Regions from separate parts of the Homo sapiens genome. Here region 1 is linked to region 2. A link is a contact called in ENCODE Hi-C data. All regions are on one chromosome and are shown on one strand. The core of a region is the stretch at or near the end of the contact, and the rest is flanking DNA. Distances in the headings are between cores, read along the strand shown. Region 1 has its middle 55 kb from the start of ABLIM1. Region 2 overlaps AFAP1L2 (actin filament associated protein 1 like 2).

Region 1 (5,204 bases), core at 2,252-4,751, 410 kb after region 2:
TCCAGAAAGAAACACAAGGGACCATATTTGCACACTAAGTATTTGTGTTCCATTCGATCAGTAGAAAAGGCAAGGCTTTGGAGCATTTGCTTATCCCTCACGCATTCCAAAATCCCAAAGACATCTGATGGGTTCCACTCAAAGATGACCTATAAGCTCATGCCGGTTTATATGTGGGCCTAAGAAGGCCACTCCATGACTAGGACAATGTTCAGGATATTCCTACTCTTTTGAAGAATCTGTTGTCCCTGTATGTCTTCTGTTTCTGTCTGAAGATCTATGTTTTCCCCTATCAATCACAAGAACAAAAGTAGCAAAAGTCATCTTATTTCTGGTTGTTACACGTAAGGAACGGAATGGCTTCTGCTTTCCAGGCTCCCATTAGAAATTGTGTTTCACTAGGGGTTTGCATCATTTTCTTTTGCCATTTGTCTGCAGTCATCCCACTTCAACTTACCAAGAGCCCTCCTGTTGCTATACAATGGCTTTTATAGGGTACTGGGTATGTCTCAGAGCCTCTTCATCCATAACCTTCCCTTGTCTTTTGATGTTCAGTTTCCATGGTGACAGTGTTAAGACCATTGAGAAGCCAACTGTAAAGCTTATGATAGACCCAAATCTCACAGTCACAGACACCACTCTAACACCAGGCGTGCCAGCCCCCACGCTAAACCTGCATATCAGCCAGAGTCTTGGCAGGTGACAGATGTTACAATCAAACTGGAGAACTTGAAAAAGGTTTAACAAAGGGGATATTTACAAAGGTGTGGTCAGGGTTCAGGTAAACCCACAAGGGGCATGCACTACCCTGAGCCAGCAACAGTGGGGAGCTGTTGCTTACCCCTAGGCCTAAAGAGGCAAGGGGTGGAGTCGATGCTAGAACCTGAAGTGAGTAGCTGAGTGGAGAGGGAGGGGGGCTTGTCAGGACCTGTGGCCTTTCATAGACAGACAACCAACAGTGACCTGGTAGAGAAGGAGTCCAGGGAATAAATACCCCAACCACACTCTCCTCCCACCCTCAGATATCCTGCTAAGTGCCCCCCGCACCAACTGGGCCCAACTTGAAGCAGAAGTCAAGGGAGCCGTTGCTGTAGCCATCGGGGTTAGTCTCTAGGAGCACAGCAGGGCAAAGGGTGGAGAATGGAATCGGAGGAGCATGTGGAAAATATTCAGCATATCCTGCCTGGGGGTCTCCAGGGTGACAGGGAAAAGATTTTCATTACAAAGTACATTAATGGCTGGGCTCGGTGACTCACACCTGTAATCCCAGCACGTTGGGAGGCCAAGGTGGTTGGATCATTTGAGGTCTGGAGTTCAAGACCAGTCTGGCCAACATGGTGAAACCTGATCTCTACTGAAAATACAAAAATTAGCCAGGCATGGTGGTGGGCACCTGTAATCCTAGCTACTCGTGAGGCTGAGGCAGGAGAATCACTTGAACCCGGGAGGCAGGGGCTGCAATGAGCCGAGATCACGCCACTGCACTCCAGCCTGGGTGACAGAGCGAGACTCCGTCTCGAAAAAAAAAAAAAAAAAAAAAAAAGTACATGAATGCTATAATTAAAAGCCATAGTAGTTCCTTCATAAGACCTGAAAATTACAATATAGAGATAAAAGATGGTTTTCAAGCCAACATAATAAATGCATAAGAAGAAATTTAGGAACAAAAAAGACAACAGCCTATTATGGGCTACCCTCAGTTACATTAGCTGTATTTATCCAAGGTCACCTCCTATTTACCCAGCTCCCCGAAGCCATGCTGGCTTTCTTGGTTTGGTTTTCCTCTTCGTTGTCACCATATTGTGAGACATGCCTGCTAAGTGGATGGAAGAATTAGATGACAGTCTGAGGCTACTAGTGAAAACTTTCAGTGGTATATAGAACAACTCTGGTACAAAATGATCTATGACACGGGAATATTTGGAGTTTCTTCAAGTAATGTTGAACCTGCTCAGCAAAACTGTCAATGATTTTCTATAATTACTTCTTATTGATTACAAATAAAACCGTAGGGCAATGGATTGCCCCGACTTAGAGCTCCATCCATTAATGAAACACGCATCTTCATGGCCAGGCACAGTGGCTCACACATGTAGTCCTAGCTACTCAGGAGGACAAGATGGGAGGATCCCTTGAGCCCAGGAGTTCAAAGTTGCAGTAGCTATGATCATACTACTATACTCCAGCCTGACAGACAGAGCAAGACCCTGTCTCTTAAAAAAAGGAAAGAATATACATATTCTTGCCCGGTTATTTCTATAACATAGCTGGGCAGAATATGTTGATACGTGGTTCATGATTTAACAAGGAAGAGAGGAGCAGCTAAAGAGACATTATCCTGGTATGAGAAAATGCCTGGGAAGAAGGAATTCAATTGCTACTGTATTGTCCTCTTCCTAGAGCACATGGGTTATTTACCAAGGAAGCAGAAGAGCAGGAGGGAGGTCTTTGCTCTGGAACCAGGATAAATGGAATGGCAAAGATCCCACTTCTCATAAAATCCTTGCATTTAAGGGGAGCTATGTCCCTAAGAGACAGTGGAGCTGGGGTGGCAAATAGCATAGTTTTTAAGTTCACAGTAGTAAGATCCAACAATAAACTATACAACCCAGAGAAATCAAAACCAAGTGCAAGATGAAGAGAAAGGGAAAATCAAAAACAGGGATAGTCCGGAAGCTATCCCTCAGTGTTTTTCTTACCCAGTGAAGGGAATAAAAAGGCTTCTAACCTACCATTTCCTACCACTGGTATTTACTTAGAGAAAGCATAACATTTTCATTTGTGTTGGTCTTTTTTTAGTAGCACTAAAGAACTTTCAGGGAGTTACGGGCTGCTCCCCATTTCAATCAGCCAATTTCATTCAGTAGGATTGTTTCCCATCAGGAGGCAGCCTTAAAGAACACTTCACTCCTTTCGGTTACAGAATAATAAAAACAGTGAGGAATTCACATACATCTTTCTCTAAATGCAAACAATAGTAAGAGCTAAATATCACAGTTGTAGAGAACATCGTGCCTCCTCACTCAAAAAATTTACACAACAGATTGAATGGCAACGAAGAGGGAACCAAGTGAGACAAAAACGGGAAGCTGACTCCAACCCTGTCTGTGTTAACTGCATTCTGTACTGGGAAGGTGTTGAATTCACAGGGTCTACACACCAACCTGGACTTGAAAAATCATCTCCCAGAAATACCTAGAGAGAAACAGCCATGAAAATAATCAGTCCTCCCAAATATTTTACTTTGTAGAACATCCTTCCCAAAAGAACACTGTCTGAAGTGGCCCTTCTATGTTGTTTAGCCTGGAATTGAATGCCTTCTCTTCCTGTTTATTAATCGCAAGGCTGGAGCTGGTTTTTTAATTAACTTCATTTAGGTCATGAAATCATCCATTGGGGACCTCAGACTGAACATCTCATTTTACAGATGAGAAAACTAAAGTTCACAGAGGTTAAGTGACCTGCTGCAGATCAGGCAGCTAATCAAATTGAGAGCAGAGCACAGGTCTATGGACATGGAGTGTAGAGCTTTTTCAGCCATGGCACTCCTGGGTCACCAGCCAAACACAGCCATTTAAAAAGAGGCTGTCAACAAGCAGCGCTGAAAGAAGCCAGTGATCCTGACATCTTAAGTTGAAAGCCGCACTTGAGAAAGATTTGGGAACTCTGGGCATGTGATGCCATTGTGACTGAGGTTACCAACAGATTCCCACATCAGAGCTGGATGTGTCCAATATCCATGTGCTACCAATGCTGTGCTATTCTTCAGCCTGTAACCGGAGCAGGCAAACTCCACAGAGGAATGCAAAATGCCGTTTGTTTACCTTGGGATGATACATACACTCAGAAGGGTTGGTTTGGCTTGGTTTCAAGCAGGCTGCACGGAAGTCAATAGCAGATTATGGTATATAAACTACAGATTCAGAAAACTAAGAGAAAGCCTTTAGAAGACAATTATGCAGTTGCTGTAACAAGAAGTAAAGAAATTGACCCTACATATATTCTTATAATATATCTAGACGAGGGATTGTTATTTTTTTAAAAAATCAACTTCTGATTATCCCTCTCTGTCTCCCTTCTTCTCTCCCTTGTCCCATTCCATCTCCCTATTATGCCATGAAGGCAAGAGTGACTCCAATGTCAACTTCTAAGCACTCTCAAAGGAAGAAGGAGAGAAGGAAAGAAAAATAAAAGGAAGAAAAGTAAAACCCCCAAATCAAAGCAGAAAGTACATCTAAAATTTCAATAGGCTGAAAAGTTACTCATTTTTAATATAATATTATCCTTAATAAACTCACTAACTTTCATGTAAGTACAGAGTTTCTTCTTTGATGCAGGGAAAAAAGGCAAAAAGATTTCCCAGACAGGCTAAGGGCCAAAGGAATTAAAAGAGCGAGCCAAGAATGAAAATTCCAGTCATCTTAGTTGCTCTGCTTAGAGAATGTTACCCTTTCCTCCTAATTAGCTAGCCAAACACCATTAATTTTTACAAACACACCAAAGATCAGTATCCGAGCCCCTTCCTTCAATTCTTTCCAAGTAAAATCAGTTGCTAGAAAAGAACAAGCCTGGAAGTTTGGGAATCTCCTGCTCTTTCCTTAGTAAGAACCCATTTAGTGAAACCAAACAAAAACAAATTACACTTCTTAAAAGACACGTATTTCCTAAAAATGCCTCCTCCCTGATAAGCGATCCAGGCTAACGTTGCAGCTCAGATTACCCTCCCTTGGCACAGTGGGTAAAACTGCCTGGCTGCTCACACACAAAGTCAGGTCGCCAAGGAAAAGAAGGTGCAGAGGGAACCAGCAAGCAGTTCAAAGAGGTCAACAACGTTCTTCCTGACCTCAGCCCTCACCGTGACTTTTCCTTTTCATAAGAAACATACAGCAATATACTTAATACATAGAGCGTTTGGCTATTGAAAGTTAAAAATTGAAGTACATATATCTAAAAAAAAATTTCTTCTGAACACTGATTTTTCATTTGCAATCAAAGATTATACTTCCATTTGCAAGAATTATTTCATTTGCATAAGGAAAATGTTACTAGAAGTATACACAGAAATAAACCTAAAAAACATCAACATGTTATACACTGCCCTAGACATTTGTCCTAAGAGTTAGGGACACAGGTCAGCACAATCAGATTCCACTAGGCCATCGTAGGGATCCAGGTCGCAGAAATTCTGTCTGTCTCTACCTTCT
Region 2 (5,027 bases), core at 1,910-4,409:
GGAAAAGAGCAGCATCTTCCCATAAGGTGGTTAGGATTCAAGGAGATCATCTGCAGGAGGTCCTCAGCTCAGCACAGGGTTCAGTGCCCAAAACGTGGAAGTTGCCATCGGTGTGATCATCCCACTCAACAACCGATTTGGACCTGGAAGCCTACTGGTACCTCCACTCCCAATCCCACCACCACACCCCTAGCCCTGACGAGAGGGGTTCACCGGTGTTTCATCTAGATAAGTCCCCAAGCCAAGCAAACTGCACAGCCTCACATATAGGAGACAGCCTTGTTGCACTTAGGTGTCTGCACTACTGGCCTGGTAGGTGACTCAGAACCCACTCATCTCATCTCAGGGATACTCTAATGATCTCTGGCATCCAGGTGTTGAGGTTGGTAGGAGGAGGGCCTGGAGAGGCCCAGGCCACTGCCTGGCCGGGTCCTTACCGCAGCTGTGAGCTCTGACAGGTCCACGTCGTCATACAGCTCCTCCTGGCGGTCCTGGCTAGGCAGGCCATCGATGTAAGTGTTGGGCTCTGAGAACTTTCTCTGCATCAGTCTGGAAACAGGGCGAGGTGGCACACATGAAGCAGCCGGGGCAGGGTGGTGAAAGCACCAGACTCCAAGGATTCCCAGTGAGGAGTGGTTGCCGTGAAAGTGGTGGCCACACAAGAGATCTGGGGGCTGACACTCACCTCCATGGATCTGAGGGCACCTCCTCCCTCTTTTCCCAGTGCCTTCTTCCTGAAATTCTTGGTTCGAGATTTTCCTCCCAGAAAGACAAGCTTCCCTTGCCCATACGCCTCGTCCTAGGATCCCTTTGCCATCTTCTCCCCCATTCCTCCCTTCTAGGATCTCCTTCCAGCAACCACAACAAAAAACCCCTTCTCATTTCATCTTCACAATACACTTGGGGTGGCGCAGGCCAGACACTATCCCCGTTTGGTCCATGAGAAAACTGATTCTGTTTCAGTGGCTCAGCCGGCTTCCACGAGACTGGCTCTACCACCCTGACCAGAGAACGCCCTCTCCCTCAGCCCTAGTTTGCTCATCTGGAAACAGAAGCACCACCCCCTGACCTGCTTTTCTCCAGGGTGTGCTGGAGACCCAGTGAGGGATTCACCAGAAGGACAAGTAGGAGGTCAGGAAAGGTGACAGCTCTGCCTGGAGGAGCTGGAGAGTCTAACTGCCTCTGAGGATGCCAAAGCTGCCCCCGGGGCCCGAAGCCTGGCTCGGCTCCTTGCTCTTAGCTCAGCTCCTGGCTCTTGGCCGGGCCTCCCTGAGGGCTACTCCTTGGCTTCACATTTTCCTGCTGCTGGGCAGAGTGGGGTGGGACCCTGTGCTCCCTGCTGCCCCTGACTCTGGCTGACCCAGGGCCTACAGCATGGCCAGGAATAAGAGAGTGTACGGAGGAAGGGTCCAAATTACTCACAAGAGAGAGTTTTTGGCCGCACTCACAATACAGGAGACCCTATCGGCATCCACATAGTCGTAGGTGAACTCTTCTGGGTCTGTCTTGGAGCCTGACTCAGAGAGCAGGAGACCCAGCCAGTGGCCCATTTCCTCGGAAGACTTGGCCTGGAACGAGGCCAAGAGAGACATAAGCAGGGCCAGGCAGTGCTGCCTGGTGCCAGCCCCTCCCCACCAGGCCATGACCGTACCCCTACCCCTGAGCCTGCCCACGAAAGCCTCTGTAACAGCCCGGGGCTGTGCTTCTCCTGTTCACCAGCCTATCCCACCCCCCAGTGGCCCCAGATAATATTTCCTGTCGTCAGTGACATCTTGATGCCACCTCAATAATGCTGTGGACTTTTGTCCCAAGGGCCATATGAGATGTATATACATTGTGTTTCTAGGAGGTGAAAACTTATCACCAGGTGGTCACTATTAAAAACTGTTAGTGACCACCTGTTAATTAATAGTTTTTAAAATGATTAAAAAATTGTATGTCTTTTAAGTTGACACTTGTATTTTATGAACAATGCATGTCATTCCCCCAATCCCATATACAACAAGACTTCCTGGATCCCCAAGAAATAACAACATTCAAATTTATTTTGTTCATGGCTTCAGTAAAGTCGGGACATCTTTTAAATACCTTACACTAGCTCAGCTGCTAAATCATCATCAAAATCCCAGTGAATTTGGTATTTTTTTTTCCAGGGGACAATGCATTCTAATCAAATGCATCCATTGGGTACCTCAATTAAAATGTCCACACTGTTTCTTACCTTTATAATGAGAAAAAACTGCCCATTTAATCAAAGCTATAGGTTTATTTTGATGAGGAAAATCAGCCCCCTTTGGTATAACCCATAGCTCCATCACGTTTGCTGCTACATTCTCTTCATCAAAGAGGCCGTGATGAGCAGAATTTGACATTTAGTTGGTTTCCTTTTCCCAGTTTTTTTTTATTTTAAAGACAGAATCTTGTTCTGTCGCCCAGGCTGGAGTGCAGCGGTGGGATCTTGGCTCACTGTAGCCTCTGCCTCCCGGCTTCAAGCAATTCTCCTGTGTCAGCCTCCCAAGTAGCTGGGACTACAGGCGCCCACCACCACACCCAGCTAATTTTTGTATTTTAGTAGAGACAGGGTTTCACCATGTTGGCCAGGCTGGTTTCAAACTCCTGACCTCGGGTGATCCACCTGCCTCAGCCTCCCAAAGTGCTGGGGTTACAGGCGTGGGCCATCATGCCCGGCCCCCACTTAGTTTCAACTGGATTCTAAATACAGCTTTTCATGGGCCTCCCCTAGTCCAGGCTGCGTCTCTGCCCTGGACAGCTGCGACAGCTTCCTAGCAGGTCCCTTCTTGCCCCCTCCGATCCACTCCCACCCCAGTAGCTGGAGGAAGCATCTCAAAACCCCGATCTGAGCTTGCCGCCCTCCCCTGAAAGCCATCAGGGCTCCGTTGCTCCTAGGATCAAGCCCTGTCCCTCCCGCTCCAGCCTGTCACCCAGACCCCAGTACAAGTCTATAGCACCCTCCCCACTTCTTTCCAGCCATTGTAGCCCAGCGATTGGCTGGGTAATTTGCTGAATAACATCACACTCCCAAACTAGGATGTAAGTGCCACAAGGACGGAGTCCATATTGCTCTTGTCCACCATATTCCTGTGCTGAGAAGATGTCTGTTGATGGGGAACCTCTGAATGGATGAATATAAGCTACAAGCTGGACCCTGGGAAGCAATTGCGATGTGGGTCTTTCAGCCACCAGAGGGCAGGATTGGAGCAAAGTTTGGATGAGGACCTCCACATCAAAGACTAAGTGAACGGACATTCACGGGCAAGTGTGTGCTTCCATGCGTGGAAGGGACTCGGTCTCCGCCTGCCGCAGCTTGCAAAGCGTTATGTCACTTCTTATTTTTGTAAACGTAACATCACATCAAAGGGAGGATGGGGAGCGAGAGGAATGTAATTGTATCACAAAGCGAATTTTTTCCCCCAGATAAGCTCTAACAGTGTGGTTTTTACGTACTGGGCCTAGAGGCTCTCCCAGCTGGTGATACCCAAACAAAACAACACCCACTTTGAATCCCCAGCAGCTTTTCCAGTAGCTCAGAGAACTAAAAATACTCCTTCTGCCCTAAGTGCAGGAAGTAGCGCATGGTTCCACTCTTATAACGCAACTACTCTGAGGTCAGAAAAGGAATGGAAATTTTTAAAAATGCAAACAATCTCAGGCAAACGAAGTAAAAATAACACGCGGGGACATTGATTCTCCCTTAGTAGCATTACAGTCCTGGAGACTGGCAGCAAACAGCCACCACCGCCACACCCTGGCTGGCCCTGCTCCCCCTGCAGGCCGGCGGTACCTCAAGCTTGGCCAGCTCCTCGCCCTTGTGGAGGATGCGGAAGGAGTAGAGGTGGTCGGGGCTGGGGTCTGGGACCACCTCGCAGCCCACCAGGCTGAGGGGTTGCTGGGCCACCTTGCTCCGGTTCCGGTCCTGGTAGAAGTGCAGGTGATTGTCCCTGACAGAGCACCAGCGAGACTTCCACTGGCTGTTCACCAGCACGTTCAGGTAACCTGCAGGAGGAAGTGCAGATGCAGGAGGGGACAGGGCTGCAGGAGGGGACGCAGATGCAGGAGGGGGCGGGGCTTCGGGAGGGCACACAGATGCAGGAGGGGGCGGGGCTGCGGGAGGGGAAGCGGATGCGGATGCAAGAGGGGACTGGGCTCCAGGAGGGGACGCAGATGCAGGAGGGGACCGGGCTGCAGGAGGGGACGCAGATGCAGGAGGGGACTGGGCTGCAGGAGGGGACTGGGCTGCAGGAGGGGACGCAGATGAAGGAGGGGGCGGGGCTGCGGGAGGGCATGCAGATAAAGGAGGGGGCGGGGCTGCGGGAGGAGACGTGGATGTGGGAGGGCACGCGGATGCAGGAGGGGATGCGGACGCAGGAGGGGACGGAGCTGCAGGAGGGGTCGCGGATGCAGGAGGGGACTGGGCTGCAGGAGGGAGCGGGGCTGCAGGAGAGAGCGGGGCTGCAGGAGGGGACGGCGCTGCAGAAGGAGATGCAGATGCAGGAGGGGACGCAGATGCAGGAGGGGACGCAGGTGCAGGAGGGGACGCAGATGCAGGAGGGGACGGGGCTGCAGGAGGAGATGCAGGAGGGGGTGCAGGTACAGGAGGGGTTGGGGCTGCAGGAGGGGACACAGATGCAGGAGGGGGCGCAGATGCAGGAGGCGACGGGGCTGCAGAAGGAGATGCAGATGCAGGAGGGGATGCAGATGCAGGAGGAGATGCAGATGCAGGAGGGGATGCAGGTGCAGGAGGGGACGGGGCTGCAGGAGGGAGCGGGGCTGGAGGGGACGGGGCTACAGGAGGAGATGCAGATGCAGGAGGGGGTGCACGTACAGGACTGGTCGGGGCTGCAGGAGGGGACGCAGATGCAGGAGGCGTCGGGGCTGCAGGAGGGGAGGCAGATCCAGGAGGGGACGCGGGTGCAGGAGGGGACGCGGGTGCAGGAGGGGGCGCAGGGGCAGGAGGGGACGCGGGTGCAGGAGGGGACACAGGTGCAGGAGGGGACGGGGCTGCAGGA

What was found. A loop is a pair of places that touch in the nucleus more often than their neighbours do. Pooled maps may share reads with other maps.
Region 1: a loop to region 2 is called in a pooled map of adrenal gland, with 2.6 times the contacts of the local background. The contact joins two enhancer-like sites. A Hi-C loop is called at or near these places in 17 of 168 maps with a recorded cell type or tissue (A673, B cell, CD4-positive, alpha-beta T cell and 14 more), 34 of 37 single-sample maps with no recorded cell type and 23 of 50 pooled maps.

Annotation. Positions count from the first base shown.
Region 1 is chr10:114,710,835-114,716,038 of GRCh38, forward strand. It overlaps a transcript of ABLIM1 not described here. Among named protein-coding and RNA genes, the nearest start is that of ABLIM1, 55 kb to the left of the region's middle. RefSeq lists an enhancer at 930-1,429. Within about 2 kb of position 3,502, at least 11 of the 41 ENCODE cell types and tissues checked have a DNase peak (open chromatin) inside an H3K27ac peak, as active enhancers do; they include thyroid gland, where a contact is called at or near this core.
Region 2 is chr10:114,300,917-114,305,943 of GRCh38, forward strand. It overlaps AFAP1L2 (actin filament associated protein 1 like 2), which reads right to left. Exons shown (of 19, transcript NM_001001936.3): 11 at 3,803-4,014; 12 at 1,423-1,568; 13 at 438-549. Among named protein-coding and RNA genes, the nearest start is that of VWA2, 64 kb to the left of the region's middle. RefSeq lists a silencer at 4,053-4,102. Within about 2 kb of position 3,160, at least 18 of the 41 ENCODE cell types and tissues checked have a DNase peak (open chromatin) inside an H3K27ac peak, as active enhancers do; they include thyroid gland, where a contact is called at or near this core.